Linked DNA regions of Mus musculus: region 1 is linked to region 2. The links are chromatin loops, found by intact Hi-C in ENCODE. Cell type or tissue: heart. All regions are shown on one strand. Each heading gives the region's core, and the rest is flanking DNA. Links, peaks and the distances in the headings are about the cores only.

Region 1 (7,855 bases), core at 1,911-6,910, 130 kb after region 2:
GCATTTCAGTGGGAAGTGCCCATGCTGTATGTTTGGAACCAAGACTGCAGTGAAGTCATGAAATGTAACACAGGTAGACGCGTCAGGCTTCCTGGGTGGTTAACAATAGTGTTTGACAATTACATGTTTAGAAACATTTATGCTTGTCATGTTTTAAAGTCTTAGAGGTTGGAGTCTAAGCTAAACTCTCCCTTCATTCTATGACCTCTGCCCAGCAACTCAGGAGATGAGAGAAACAAGGGCTCCCAAGCACTTTCCCCTAAACAATACCATGAAGTCCCATCCTCACAATAGGCAAGTTGTTAGGCAGATTCCCCAAGAGAGAAACAAGAAAACAGGGCTCAGACATGATCAGCAACTTAACTTTCCCTAGATCTTCGAGTGACTATGAAGTCGAGCCTTCATGATGGCATGTCCTACCATGGAAGGACAGATTGCTAGAAAGTCCATTCAGGCCACCCTATGGTACTCCTGGCATGTCCACACCAGCTTCTGAGGTTCATCACTTCTTACTGAGGTTCATCAGGTTTTAGAAATGAGCCTCATCACCCAGTGAGAGGAGAGGTGTTAAAACAAATGGGGAGAGAGGATAGGAAATGTGTCAGAATGGCTCTAATGTCCTAGATCTTAATAATCCTAAGTTTGGAACTGAGGTGATGGATGAATGTTGTGCTACAGAAGATCTTGAGTGGGCTCCATTCAGGGGAAGACATTGATGTGATGACCCAGGAGACCTCAAAACTGGCCAAGTAGTTGAGACAAGGGTCAGAGATACCTGGCATAATGGATATTGAAGGCCCACCAAATGCTCCTCTGAATGTCCTGTTTTATCTCTCAGCCCTTTTGACCTAGCAGGGATGCCCTCAAGGTATATGGGGTCCAGGAGCTCACCCATGCAAGGGCAGCATCTAAAAATCAGGAGGTGGAGTGTTGGGGTCTATTCAATTCAACAGCCGGTGAAATACTCCATGGAGCAATGTGGCTATGACTGTAGCCTTCACTCTTCCTCTAAGCTTCCATGAGTCCCAGTTCTGGTCTCTGCAGCTGCCCCAACTTCATTTGCCAAATCTTCAAAGCTGGGGGCTTGGACTTGGGGATCAGATGAGCTCTCTGTCCTGTTCTTTGCATGAAGGGGAAGAGTCAAGGGAAAACTGGCACAGGGGAGAGAAACAAGAGGTAGCCCCACGGAAACTACATGCTGGAGTTACAAGAAGGAGTGGGTGAGCCCCAGAGGAAACCAAGCAAATTCACAAGACCTCAGGCACATGGGCAGGTCATTTTACTTGAGAGGAAGGAGGAGGAGGAGGAAGAGGACATTGAGGTCAGTCTCCTCAGAAACTGTGGAACATGGACAGCTTGTTCCTCATCCCCTCTCTAAGGAAAGGAGTGTGTGTGCCTCTGGAATAAAGGACAGTCCCAGAGAGACTGTCGACAACTCCTCGGTGATGACAGATGCTTTGTGTCAGAGGAGGAGGTAACACAATTCCTTTTGAGGAAGATTCCCTTCCTCCGCTTATTTATTTACTTTTGCTGAATGATTCAGTGATTCAACCTCAAAACCAGTCTCCAGAGGAAGGCAGGAAGAGCCCAGCCCTCAAACACCAGTGTCCCTGTGAGGTTTTGCTCTGTGGAACTTTCCTTAAAAATAACCACATCAGGAGACTGTCAGGGCAGAGGAACTCTCAAACCATCCTGTGGGGCTCATGAAGGACTCAGCAGCCTGGAATGGGGATCCTTCGGGAGTCTGGCCAGAGTGTGTTTTCTCCACAGAGACAGTATGGATTGTGAGGGGAGGGGTCTGGACATCAGATTTGCAATCTCAGATACCAGAGGGTATCATATCCCAAAAGAAAGAATAGACAGGGAGTCTGAACTGGGAAAGGGGGTGTGTCTCAAGTGAGTGCTACCATGATTACCCAAGAGGCCTAGGAATTGGAACCTTTTTTGCTTTGCCCATGTTATGTTTCTTTAGGCTGTACAATACGCCAATTCTCAACACAACGGTATTGGCTCCTTTATTTCTGTGTGAACAGCAACCATTCAGAAATAAATCTCTTTGTTATAATGCATCGAGCTTAGAAATGGGCCAAGAAGACAAAAGGTTGGAATGAATGCAATGTCAGATTGAAAATTACTTTAGCAGACCTGGCTGGATGCTATGTCCAATTGGATGCGTTAAGCTTTATAGATCTTGAATGGGTCGCTCTTCTAAGGACATGAAGACTCCTGGTAAGGAAAGCCTAATGGCTGTACCCATGAAGAGAGGAGCAAAGGAAAAATGAACAGGACAAGGCTGGGTGCAGCTTGGCACCATAGTCACAAGGACTGAGGAGCATGTTTTGGTCTTCCACCTCTTGGTTAGATGATCTAGGCTATGTCAACTCTTGTGTCTCTGAGCCTCATTATGCTTGTATGAAAGGCGAAGAAAATGCTACTCACCTCCAGAGCCTGTTGAGAAAAAGAGTAGTAGTTGGTAAACCAGAAGGCCTAGTCAAACTGAGATATTCTACTTCTGGACACGTAGGAGCAATGGCACTAACCTCATAGTTACTCTTATGCTGTTGTGGCTACAGTGGCAGTAGAAAGCATCAGCACTCTTCTCAGAACTTTGAATGTGTAAGCTATACAAACACAATCTTATTGTAAAAGGCAAAAACATGTTTAGTAAATCCATAAAGTAATTATTATTTTTTGTATTTGTATATACCATGTGTACTAGCTAGTTTTGTGTCAACTTGACACATCTGGAGTTATCACAGAGAAAGGAGCTTCAGTTGAGGAAATGCCTCCATGAGATCCAACTGTAAGGCATTTTCTCAATTAGTGATCAAGGGGGATAGGCCCCTTGTGGGTGGGACCATCTCTGGGCTGGTAGTCTTGGTTCTATAAGAGAGCAGGCTGAGCAAGCCAGGGGAAGCAAGCCAGTAAGAAACTCCATGGCCTCTGCATCAGCTCCTGCTTCCTGACCTGCTTGAGTTCCAGTCCTGACTTCCTTGGTGATGAACAGCAACATGGAAGTGTAAGCCCAATAAACCCTTTCCTCCCCAACTTGCTTCTTGGTCATAATGTTTGTGCAGGAATAGAAACCCTGACTAAGACACCATGGGAATTCATTTAACCTTCACAAGAGAACATCTTAACTGGAATATTGCCTCCAGCAGATTGGCTTTTTGGCATGTCTGTGGGGCATTTTCTTGATTGCTAATTGATGTGGGAGGACCCTGCCCACCACGGGTGGTGTCATCCCTTCCTAGGCAGGTAAGCCTGATCTGTATGAAAAAGGCTGAATGTGAACCAGGAAGTAAGAACCAGCAAACATCATTTCTTCCTTGGTTTCTGCTCCAGACCATGAGTCCCTGCTCTGACTTCCTTCCACGCACAGACAAATAAGTTGTTTCTTTTCTTCCTTTAAGTTGTTTATGTTATGATGACTTTCACAGTAACAAAAAGCAAACGAGGGCATTCCCATTTACTGACTTGGAAACTGAGGCAGAGCCAGGCTTCAAATCCAGATAGTCTGTCTACATGACTCGTATGTATGTAGCATTGGGGACTCAGAGTACTCCAGAGATTATTGGCAGTGATCTGAACTGTAATAGATCCACAGGAAGCCAATGGGAAGTTTTAGGGTCTTTACTACCTTGGGTAAAGAAAGTTCAGATCTAAAAATGAGGACAAGAAAGTTGACATAGATGATCAATGAATAGAGAGAAATAGCAGGCGATGAATAAGCATCTTTGGAAGTAGGACAAAGCATGGAGACAGAGGAACAGTACTGATGTCCATACAGGGGTCTGGGTGCCTCTAAAACTGGAGGGAGAAGCTGCAGTTGCTAATCAGCTTTCCTGAAGAACTAGCAGAGAGGGGGATCCAGCATGGAACAGGAATTCTGCTTCTCTGTAACAGGTCCTCTGACGAGAACTGGACACGTACAGTTAATAGCTCTTGGACATCCCTCTTATTTCTTCCTTTGCAAAGAAGCAAAGAAATCTCTGAGGAAACCAGCTTGGGTGGGGTCAGAGGGCAGCTCCCAATAGCCAAATGCTACAGGTTTCTTAAGAACTGGATAGGAAAATGGCAAAAGGTAGCCTAGTGGCCTAAAATAAATCTGGCTCTAAGTCAAGAGGATGAGCTTGCATCCGGGCTTAGGGTCTAAATTGATATCCACTGAAATACTCCCAAGAGGGACAGTCACCATACAGCTCTACATCCTGGTGTTGCTACTATGGAATTGCTGTCTTCATCTGTAAAACTCAGAGATCCATGAGGATCTGAATAGAGATGCTCAGGTGCTGTGCAAATGGTGGGGTCAGAAAGCAATGGGAGACATTTTCCTGTGTGCCTTAGCCTTACTTTTTCACCTCTCCTTCCTCATAGTCTTTCCCCTTTCTTGAAAATCTCAGGAAGATCTTGAGCTCACATCTAATGCTGTAAACACCATGCCCTTACTCGGTAAGCAGGAAGTTGGTCTCCACCCCGACCCTCTTTTGTCCTTCCTTCAGGGACCCCGCTCCCCCTGCTATTTAGTTTCCTGCTTCCTGGTAACTTGTCCTGAATTAGTTATTTTATTCTGTGCTTAAGAAGTCACATGAGCTAGGGTGTGAGTGTGCGTTGTGAGTGCATGAGGGCTGTGTGAGCCAGAGGGCAGGAATAAACACATGGAGCCAAGGGGAAAGGCAGGGGTAAGGGTCACTCAGAACAAGCCAGTCCCAAGAAATTAAAATTAGCCCTGGGAACGAGAATGTTGGGGTCTCCAAGGAACAGCAGCTGTGAAAAGAAAGACGAGGAGGGAAAATACACCCTGCACCACAGCCGCTGCAAACCTCGCTGGCCCACCACATCTGCCCTGGGGTCTCCCCCAGCTTTGGTCCCCCGCCCCCACCAGGCTATCTCTGGCCAAGTCTGTGAGGTCGAGCAGTGAGAATTTCCTTCACATGCTGTCATTTTCCTCTCTGGTAACCGCAGAACAATGTGGCCTAGGATTCCTGATAGGACAAAGTTTAATTGGAAACAGGAAAGCCGAGGACAAGTTTGGGTCTGGGATGGCGATGATAATGAGAAAATGACAGGCCAGTCCAGGGAAGAGGGTGACAGAGGAGGATGGTCACATGGTGAGGACGGTGCACGCACGCGCTGGAAGCTCTCTTGGGAGAGTTGAACACGTGAGGGGAGACTCGGGCCTGACTCTCAAGGGAAGCTTCCTGGATAAGCAGGAGGATAGGGGAGCTTGGGAGGCTATGTAGCAGAATCTGGATGGGCATTGTGGGAGCTTACGCTTTCACGGGGCTGAATTCCTGTCTCAGATGGGGAGCAGAGCCTGGGCGATAATAGAGGTGCCAAAGCGAGACTGGGAAGCCATGGAGAGCAATCCCTTCCTCAAGACTCTGGTCCTAGACACCTAAGAGTCTACAAGTATTAGGCTTCCTCCCGCAGCTCCCCACTGAGATGGGGCAGCTCAATTTTTAGGGAGTTTTGGTGAAAATGAGGTTGTTATACCTCTAGGATATGAAGATGGGGAGCGATTTTCACAGTCGTAGTTCTGTCAACCATTTGGGGTATGAGTGGGATACGGACACTCTGGAAAGACGGGAAGGAGAGGTATGATGTGGGAGAGGCCGTAGTCTCTCAGAGGGCAAGGGTCTGTGTGTACTTCTCGTGGCCACAGCACTAGTCTCTCAGCTTGTCTTCCTGCGCTACTAACTGCCACCCACAGTGGAAACTTCCAGAAAAGAAACATGGGAGGTTTTATGGTGTTTTCTTCATTGTTATCGCAAAATACCCAAGAAAAACAACTTAGAAGGGAAAAATATTCATTTTCTTTCCCTATTTCAATGGGTTCAGTACATCACAATAGACAGCCTGACAGAACAGAGCATCTCACATCAGGTGGCCAGGAAGTAAGAGTGTCCGAACCAAAGGGGGCTCCTTCTTGTTCCTCTACTCAAGCCCACAGCCAATGGGATGGTGCGGACTAATCCTCTCTGGAAAGGCCCTCCTAAGTACAGCTAGAGGTGGGCTTCACCAATCTCCTAGGTAACTCTCAATAAGTTCATTGATAATCATGAATAATCATCTTAGTTGTGTTTACCAAGATGTCCATAGCACTCAAACTTGTACCTGGTACATGGCAGGCACTCCACAATGGCCTGCTGAGTAAGTCTGATGGTGTTCCCAGCGTTCCTGTGATGAGGAAACTAGTGCTTGGTAAAGTAGATTCAGATTCCCAATGTAAAGGAAAAGCCAAAATTCTGATATCTATTTTCTTCTTGGAAATTCACACCCATGACTGTCTGTAGGCAAGGATATCTCATAAAGTTCCCAAAGGTGCAGAATTCCTGTGCTGAGTTAGTCTGAGATTCAAATGATAGGCTTAGTTGTCTCTCTAGCTGAAAATCAAAGACACATGCACACAGAGAGACAGAAACAAATCAGCGATACAGAGAGAAACAGTCACAGGCATACACACACACACACACACTCAGAGAGAGAAAGAGAGAGAGACTGAGAGAGAAACAGAGAGAGACAGCGATGGAGAAGCACACACAGAGACAGAGACAGAAAACAAAGCATCGCTTTGTATCCAGTTTCCCAGGTTTATTCCAGTTGTGTGGCAGTGGATTGCAGGGAAAGAATCGCAGGCGATTGTGTATGTTCTTGATATACTGTTGGTTTGCAAAATTAAATAGATTAATTCTAAAACACATGCATTATAGATGGACACAGTTGCACATGTATAATTCAAGCATTCGAGAAGAAAGTGTGGGAGGATTGCCGTATTTGAGGCCAAGCTGGTCTAAATAGCAAGTTCTAGAGGCAGCCAGGGCTGCATAGTGAGACCTTGTCTAAAAACAACCCCAAGCCAAAGCAAGTAACCAAACAGACAAGCAAAAATACAACATGTATTTTATGAACTCAGTTCCAATTGACACTTGGATATGTCAGGCCATTTTGTTTGTCTCTCCCTTTTCACTCCCTTCTTCGTTTTGTCCTTGTGACTATTCCTATAGCTCCTCTTTCTTGCCAAGTCAAAATTAGTCAAAGGCAATATGTGTGTGTGTGTGTGTGTGTATGCACATATACAAATGCTAATGACCATGTCATATTACTCTCCTGTAGTCATTCCTAACACCTATGCAAAGCCAATCTTCTCTTTCCCCTACAAACATCAACTCCCTTTCATTATATGTTGTCCATCAAGTGCAAAAGCCACCTAAATATATCACACCTGCACTAGAAGGAACCGTGGCTAGAGAAAAACATGCAGGACTCAGGACTATGCCACCATCACAGTGTACTTGCTTGGCTTCCTCCTCCTCCCAATCTTCTAGGCATGACGATACTTTTCTTCTCCTGCTCCTGGCTCATCCTCTTCTCCATTCTCAGAGGTAAGACTTGGTTCCACTTCATTTCGATGAAGCAGTCAGAGCAGTCAGATGAAGACTTGCAGAGCCCCCACCTCCGCATCCACCCACGGGCAGTATCCCGGCCACACGCACTCATTCATTTGTTGAGGCTACGTTCCTACTATGGAGACCCCTAACTTATGCACCTGTTTCATGGATTCTAGGACATCAATCCCTGGACCGTATCCACTTTCTTCTAGCACAACCACCGTCATTTCTCTACCATAACCACTACCATCGCAAACCACTACCTCCATCATCCAAACACATCCAACTTGAAAATGAAAAGCTTTTCATGACTCAACAGTCCTCATCTGTTTTGTTTTTATTTTTATTTTGTTTTTGTATTTTATAAAAGGGAAATGTGCCTATCTGACTATGTGAACTCTGTCCGTCCCCCCCCCCCCGTCTGTTTCTCCATCTCTCCATTTGTTTTCACCATCAATGTCTCC
Region 2 (7,855 bases), core at 1,659-6,658:
GGAAGCTGACTGATTCCCCAGGCTCCTGCTGTGCAGCCAAGTTTGCACCTTTGTGGTGCTGATCCAGCAGGCAGGCGATGCAGGGACAAATAAGACAGGAGAAGATAACAGCTACTTGGTACAAAAGAATCATTGGAAAAGGTTATTTCTTCATGTCTCTTAAGCTATAATCACAGAGAACTGTAAGCTATCAATTCAAGGTGATGTCCAGAGCTCAGGCGGAGTTAGAGAGACAGCACATGCGTGCAAGCTTACAGGACTGAGTTGAGAGCAGAAGGAGGATTGTGGATTTCTTTCGACACTCTTCTGGGGGACTGTGCCAAGTGCACAGGGCTAACAATCTGGGGAAGCTGTGATTGTATCCACTATGTGTGTTCAAGTGCTTCTCCTACCTTTCCCATGCCAGCATGGGCATGTCCCAGCTTGATCACCACGGGGAAGTTCGGGGCTGTGAGCTGAAAGATACAAGAGGAAACCACTTATTAGCAATCTCAGAGCATTGCCACAGAGAGGCTCTGGGCTATCTGCTCTGTCAAAAGATTCACACATAGAATGCTGTCAGGGATCCCCCTCTGTAGGAGGCCACTCTGCTATCGCTCCAATACGCCTTTGCACATCTGAACTCCCAGGACCAGCTTGTCTGGGGGCACCGGATAGACTACAGAGATGGAGACGTCCCAGTCAACTGATTTCACATTTTGGCTTTGTCATTGTGCAGCTGTGGGCAAAGCATTACATGGATCCATGCCTCTTTTTCTCATCTGCAAAATGGGGGTGATAATACCAATTCACACAATAGGATGGTCATGAAAATGGCAGGAATTCTTTCTAAAAAACTATTTTACTATTTTATGTGCATGGGTACTTTGTCTACATGTATGTATGTGCACCACATATGTGCCCGGAGTACAGAGAGGCCAGAAGAGGGTTCTGGATCCTATGGAACCGTAGTTACAGATGGTTCTGAGCTGCCATGTATATGCTGGGAGTTGAATCCATGTTCTCTAGAAGACTGGCCAGTGCTCCTAACCACTGAGACATCTCCTCAGTCCTATGTCAGGAACTCTAAAATGGTAAGTTCAGAGATCAGCAGCTTCGTTTTTGCTAGCACCCTTCTGCCTGCAATAATACTCTAGGTACCTGGAGAGTCTCATTCCCCACTGCAGGAATTCCTGTCCACTTTGCTACTAGCATCGATCAGTTATACCCCGCAGGCACTGTGTAAAACAGCCTCCTGGCTTCTTTGAAGCATCCCGCTGTTTTCTAGTCCTTACCTGCCTGGTCTTTCAAACATTTCTTATCACAACACAAGGCTGTATAGAGAACCTATGTTTCAGTCTATACTGTCAGCAACATTTTCTCGAGGTGTATGTATGCGTCTCTCCCTTTGACATAAATAAAGAATGCTGAGAGGGAAAATTTGAGAGGAAAGCAGGGTTGACGCCTGAGCTTCGATTTGTTACTCTTATGTTGTTCAAAGGGTGTTCACTTGATTTGTAGGAGTCTATTCTGGTTTGCTGGAGGTCAAAGTTTATCTCGCCCTGATACATAGTAATGATGTCAGTGTCTTCCCTTTGGGTCAGATTGTCTCTGAATAGGAGTCATCACATCCCTTTCTTTAGACTTTACAGATAGTGATCTATTACCCTGTCCTGGGTTGTTCCCAACAATGCACTTGTCCTTATGCATGAGGGGCCCTGAGGAATTCAGTTCTTCCCTCTGAGTGTCTATTACACAATCTTTCCCAATGGCTATAAACACCTAGGAGATTAATGGAGCACACTTCTGAGTGTATTTGCCAGTATATTCCCAGAGCTGACTAGATCTTGAGACTTTGACCTAATGAATAGACCAAGCCCTTGGTGGATTCAAAGCAGGATGGCATAGCTAGGAGGTGGTAAAATGTCGCAGGTGGAGGAAGTGTCCTTGGGGACTGTGTCCTTCCTTGGCCCTTTCCTATCAGAGTGGCCTTCTGTCTCCTCTCCACCATGATGTGAGCTGTTGCAGCATCCCTTCCCCAGGATGGACTGACCCATTTGAAACTGTAAGCCAAAATAAACCCTCTCCCCATCATGTAGCATTATGTCAAGTATTTTGTCAAAAAAAGAAAGAAAGAAAGAAAAAAAAAGCAAGGTATATATCATTTCATTACATTCCTACAATGGTCCCTTGAGGAAATCTTGGAAGATATGTATTTATTACTATATTATTATTATTATTACATGTTACATATAAGAAAATTCACCAGCTGAGAACTTAAGTTGGATTCTGTAAACTTTAAGCTCAGTTTGAACATTTCCCCCTTAATTCAGGCTAAATATTGCCATACTCCTGAACCCTAAGGTGAAGTAATTTATCTTTTAAATAAAAAGTAGTATTTGATTTTGATACCAAAAGCAATATGCACTCACTGTAAATGTTTGGAAACTTTAATAAACTGTTAAGTATAAAAAAGGGCAATAACAGTCATCCCAGACTTATCATCTGCTAGAATGAGAGAGAGAAAAGGCCTTATAGTTGTTATGTTATTTGTTTGGTTTTTATGGAGTTGAGAGCACAGTGCATATCCAATTTTGTTCCCCACTCTTTCCACCTAATATTAAGTGACAAGAGTGTTCCTGGTGGTTATTGTGGGCTTCACATCTGAAAGCGACTTCAAGAGCAGCAAAGGGCATTGAGTTGATGAAACAAAACCCTGCCCAAGCACTTGAAAGCCATGATGTAATTCTTTCCTTGAACCCGTTTCCTCCCTCCTCAGAGGGAGCCAGTGTGTGGATTCAGTGTTTATTCTTCCCCGGCATTTGTTCCTAATGTTACTATTATATAATTCCTAACAATCACTGTACATCTTTAAGCTTTAGTTTTGGTGCTTTAAGAACATATTCTTTTACACTTTCACACACACACACACACACACACACACACACACGCACACACGCATGCGCACATGCGTACTTTGACTCTGAAGCTCCTACTTTTTCATCCTCTTCCCCTCCCATCAAACACCTTCTTCCACTCAAGTCCTTTCCCTGCTTTCATGTCTATTTATTTGTTTGTGACACACTGCTTTAAACGAGAGTCGCCTGTGAGAGCATAGGAGGGGAAGCCATTTATGTGAACAAGGCTCACCAGTGAGGAATATGACTCTCCCACCCCCAACCTTTAACTGCCTGCAGCTCCTCAGGGAGGGGTGGGGCCTCTCCCCCATTCATGTTGGCATGCTGATTGGCCCAGCCTTGTGAGGTCATGGGGGTGCGACAGTTACAGCTTTATCACGCCTCCCCTCCCCAGCTCTCACATTCTTCCCACCACCCTTTCTGCAATGTTCCCTGAGCCCTAGAGTGGGTGACATCCTTGCCACATTTAGGACTGAGCACTCCACTCTTTTTCTGAGCATTCGATCAACTGTGAGTCCCTGTGTTGGCTGTCACCCAATGTAGGCAGATGCTTTTCTGACCAAGGCTGGGAGCTCTATGGGTATAAATGTAAATATTTAGAAGGAACTTTGACATCATGTTCATATAGCAAAAGGATTGTATTATCCACTTGCCTAGGGCCTATGACTTCTCCAGCCTTGGGGGATCTGCATTTTATCATTTTATCGGTTTGAGTAGTGTGAGGTACCCACGGAGTGCATTTTCATTAGGGATCTTTTGTTGCCTGGCACAATCATCACATGAAGCCATCACTGCAAACTGCAGACAAACTCAGCAGTTGAAAGATTGGAGGCTTTGCTTCCATCTCATTTAAAGGTAGAACTGGAGGGGAGATAGATGGGTGTTCTCTTGCCTCTGCCCTGCCCATACTGGTCCTAAGCTGCCTTTGCCATACACGTTTCTGACATCTGTTGACCCTTCCATACCTTCTCCAGCCCAGGTGACCCCTCTCGCCTGCCTGGTGTGCTTCTGCCCTTTGCACAGCACATGTGCCTGTTTACACACTTGTTGCATGTGGATAGTTGATGCTGACATTTACTTTTTCCTAAACAGCTCTTATCGCCTGCTTTTGCAATGCTGTGGAGGGAACCCAGGGGCTGATGGGCCATCAAGCTACACCTTAGCCTATGCTTAGCTCTACATACTAGACTATGCCCAGTCCTTCCATGACACAGTCCTAACCCAGTCACTGCAAAAAACTGCACCCATGTTCCACGCAATTCTGCAATACTCTAGCTACTTTCCTGCTAATGAACAAATATGTGTGTAGTTATTTCTCTCCATCTCCTTCTCCCCCACCTTCCCTGTTACTGCAAACAAATTTCCATACAACACTCCTGTGTAAATGTCCTTTGAGTATTTTATCTCTAAGAGGCTAGGCTTGGAGCTTTCCGGTGAAATATAGGCAGACTTTGGAGATACTGGATAGGTTTCTATGGTCAGTTGTTTTATCTCCAGAAATCAAAGTGGGTGCCATGAATCTGCGTGTGAAGAGTCCACCCATGACATCACCCTTCCCTCCCAGACTAAGACTGATGGTTTTCCAAGAGTCATGTCAGAGCCAGGAATAGGAAGGACCAGGGACCTCTTGTGCAATGTACCTTAGCGTCATTTCCTTCCTGGGCTTTATAGATAAGAACACAGAACAAGCCATTCACTTGAGCTCAGACAGGTTAGAGCAGCAGCACGGCCCCGTGGCTACCCATCGCTTCTGCCCTGTTCCCCTCTTCCATGCTGTGTCTATGGACCCCAAGGGCCGTTCCTATTTCCACCCCTTTGCCACAGCCCAGCCCCTCCCCAAACACAGACAGGTCACAGAGGACAGAAAACATCTTGTTGGCTGGGCTATTTTTTCTCTTCCCTTTGCAACAATAGCTTTATTTAGTTTCCTTGGGGATGGTTTCTCAGGGACCCTTTTCCCGGTCCCATGGCCCCAGACACTCCAGAGTTCAGCACTGCCCCATGGCAAGAGGCCTGACATCCTGTTGGAGGGGGCAGATCCATCTTTGAAAACAGATTCCCCACCCTGATAAGGCCTTATTCAAAAGCACCCAAAGAAGCTAAAATAAGTGGGGCGGCCCTGTGTTCTTGCAGGGTGTTCCCTTGGGAAGATCAGAGTCCGGCAGTCTGAGCCAAGGTTCAACCAACCCCATCCTAAAGCTGAAGCTGGAACTGAAATTACACAGCGGGCACTTGGGGCAGCTTCCTACCCAAGGCGTGCCACCTATAGCTTGGTAATACAGATTTAAGCATGTGGAGAATTAGATTCTGACTGAACCATTGCTATAGTCTGAGTGTGTCTCCAAGGGTTCATGGAGGAAGCCAAGACTCTGGCTTTGTGCTGAGGATACAGGACATTTAAGAGGTAGGGTCTAGTTCGAGTTGCTTAGGTCATTGGAGGGCATTTTAGTAAGTTTTAGTGGGGTATGGTGAGCTCTGCAAGAGTGGGTTGGTGTAAGAGCTCAAATCAGGGGCCTTCCCCACTGCTTTGGCTCCCCACTTCCCCAAATGAATGTATGATTATTCATTGTGCCGGTTAATTTTTGTCAATTTGATACAAACTAGAGTCATCTGGGAAAAGGGGGCCACAACCGAGGAACTGCATGCATCAGATTGGCCTGTAAGTGTGCCCGCCGGGTGGGGGGTATTTTAACTTTTTAAAAGAGAATTTATTCTCATTATTTGAAATTACAGCTAGGTATGCGTGTCGGCATTTGGAGGCCAGAGGTGTCCAAATTCCCGGATCTGAAATTACAGAGGGTTGGGATCTACAGGAGATGGGAGCTCGAGCCTCTGGAAGTGCTCTTGACCACTGAACCAGTTCTCTATTTCTGTGGAGGGCATTTTCTTTTTCTGTCCGAAGGATCTCTCTAGGTAGCTTTGGCTATCCTGGAACTCAGAATGTAGACAATACTGGTCTCTAATTCACAGAGATGCTCCTGCCTCTGACTTCCAAGGCAAATACCACTCCAGGGTGAACAGTTTTAGGCTGTGTAAGAAAGCAAGATAAGTAGGTTACAAAGAGCTAGGTAATAAACAACGTTCCTCCATGGCCTTTGCTTCAGTCCCTGCCTCTAAGTTCCTGCCTCAGCTTTCCTCAGTGATGGAGTGTAACCAGTAAGTCAAATAAATCCTTACTGTCCCCTTCCAAGTGGGCTTTGGTCAGTGTTTTATCACAGCAACCAAAAGCAAACTAGGAGAACCTCTCACTCTTTGTATTTGTGTGTGTGTATATATTTCTTTATAGCCCATTTCTCTACTTCTCTATCGGTGTTCTGAGGATGAAGACCTCTGTTTTGCTTGCCACCATAATGGTAACACACAAGGCCTGGTACATAATGGATGGAGGATCCTCTGAATCTAGAATTACAGGTGGTTATGATCCTGCTGAATATGGATGCTGAGACCCAAACGACTCTAGTCATCTGGAAGAACAGCAAGTGTTCTTAGTCACTAAGCCATTTCTCCAGTTATAGCTTCTATTTTTAAATTCTCATTTTAAATACAAAGAAATGGGGTAAAGAGAGGTGGAAGATTGCTCTAAAGATTACCTAGGAGCTGGGCGTGGTGGCGCACGCCTTTAATTCCAGCACTCGGGAGGCAGAGGCAGGTGGATTTCTGAGTTCGAGACCAGCCTGGTCGACAGATTGAGTTCCAGGACAGCCAGGGTTATACAGAGAAACCCTGTCTTAAAAAAACAAAAAACAAAACAAACGAACCAAAAGATTACCCAGGGAGAAAATGAAGCAGCCTGGATCTACCAGAGCCCCTCACCCTAGCCACCTTGTGGTAGTGACACCCCTGGATCCTCATGCTGTCTGCTACCAAGCACTTTCTTCGGTGGGTGGATGAAAGCCTGCAGACTATGAGGGTTAATCTAGTGTGCATAGAACCTGAGCAGTGTGGGGTAAGATGGTGGAAACAGGAACTCTGGAGCCAGGAGGCGTCTGGTTTCTACTTTTAGAGCTATAGTCTATTGGTTGAGTCACAACCAGATCTGTGACTCAGTTTCCCCACTCTCCAGTAGGAAACTCATTAACATCAAGCTCCCTAAGAAGCAATGGGTTTATGTCTGTTGCTGATTGTGTTTGAGATCAGAGGGTTGTCCTATAATAGGACTGTATAGAGGACTGAGGAGTTCTGGCTAAGAAGCTCTGCAGATACCTTCATTTCAACCTTAAAGCTATTACAAAGAATATTCTCCACGTGTATTCCAACCTCACTCATGTGTCCCACCATGCACCTGGGTGCCTAAGATAGAAATGGCACCTGCCCTGCCTTCCTTAATTCTTATCCTATCCCAGGTCAAGGGCTGGTACTTGGGAAGGTGTAGCTAGGTGGTATTTGCTGGGTGGCCTATGGGCTCTCTGCTCTGATATTCCACCTCTATTTTGCCCCCCCCCCCATTGCGGCTTCTAGTGTGTCTTGGAAAAATACTGGTAACAAATTTAGAATAATTAAACTGAACATGCCGTACCAACAAGCAAGCATTCCTTTTTTTCTTACATTTCCTGTTTCCCTGAGAAGTGCAATAGTCAGAAATGAACAACCCCACAGGCTGGCCCCACCAACAAGCTTTCCTTGTTCTTGCCTGCATGAGCTTAGGGTTGTTGCAGGCTCAGGCTGCCAGCTTATATCCTTACTCACTGGGGGACTCTCCAGGTGACACTTGCATGCAGAGGACATTCTCAGGAGAAGAGTTGGTCTGGAGCAGGGACCAAAGATGCCTGAAAGGTAGAGTATAGGAGCCCACCCTCAGGCTCCTGAAGAGAAAATTCCTCGGGATCCCAAAATTCCTGGGCTACCCACTGTTCTTTTACTCTCCTTTTCCCCCTCCCCTCCTTCCTTCCTGACTCCTTTCTTCTCTCCTCCCCGCTCCTTCACTCACCTTTCTGTTCTTTCCTTTTACTTTTCTTCAA

Evidence for each region. Hi-C counts contacts between places; a loop is a spot of excess contacts. Peaks named below come from ENCODE experiments on the same cell type or tissue, not always from the same donor. Only the 100,000 strongest peaks of a DNase experiment are listed, where the experiment ranks them.
Region 1: a loop joins it to region 2, with 13 times the contacts of the local background. A loop is called at or near these places in 2 of 42 quality-filtered maps.

The regions. Positions count from the first base shown.
Region 1 is chr10:86,268,989-86,276,843 of GRCm38, forward strand. All of the region lies in intron 6 of Syn3 (synapsin III), which reads right to left. Among named protein-coding and RNA genes, the nearest start is that of Timp3, 27 kb to the right of the region's middle. In heart, for the core only: no CTCF peak of the experiment used is centred there; DNase peaks (open chromatin) are centred at 4,053, 4,633 and 4,983; H3K27ac peaks cover 596 bases.
Region 2 is chr10:86,134,594-86,142,448 of GRCm38, forward strand. It overlaps Syn3 (synapsin III), which reads right to left. Exons shown (of 14, transcript NM_013722.3): 7 at 393-455. Among named protein-coding and RNA genes, the nearest start is that of Gm35636, 23 kb to the right of the region's middle. In heart, for the core only: no CTCF peak of the experiment used is centred there; a DNase peak (open chromatin) is centred at 4,728.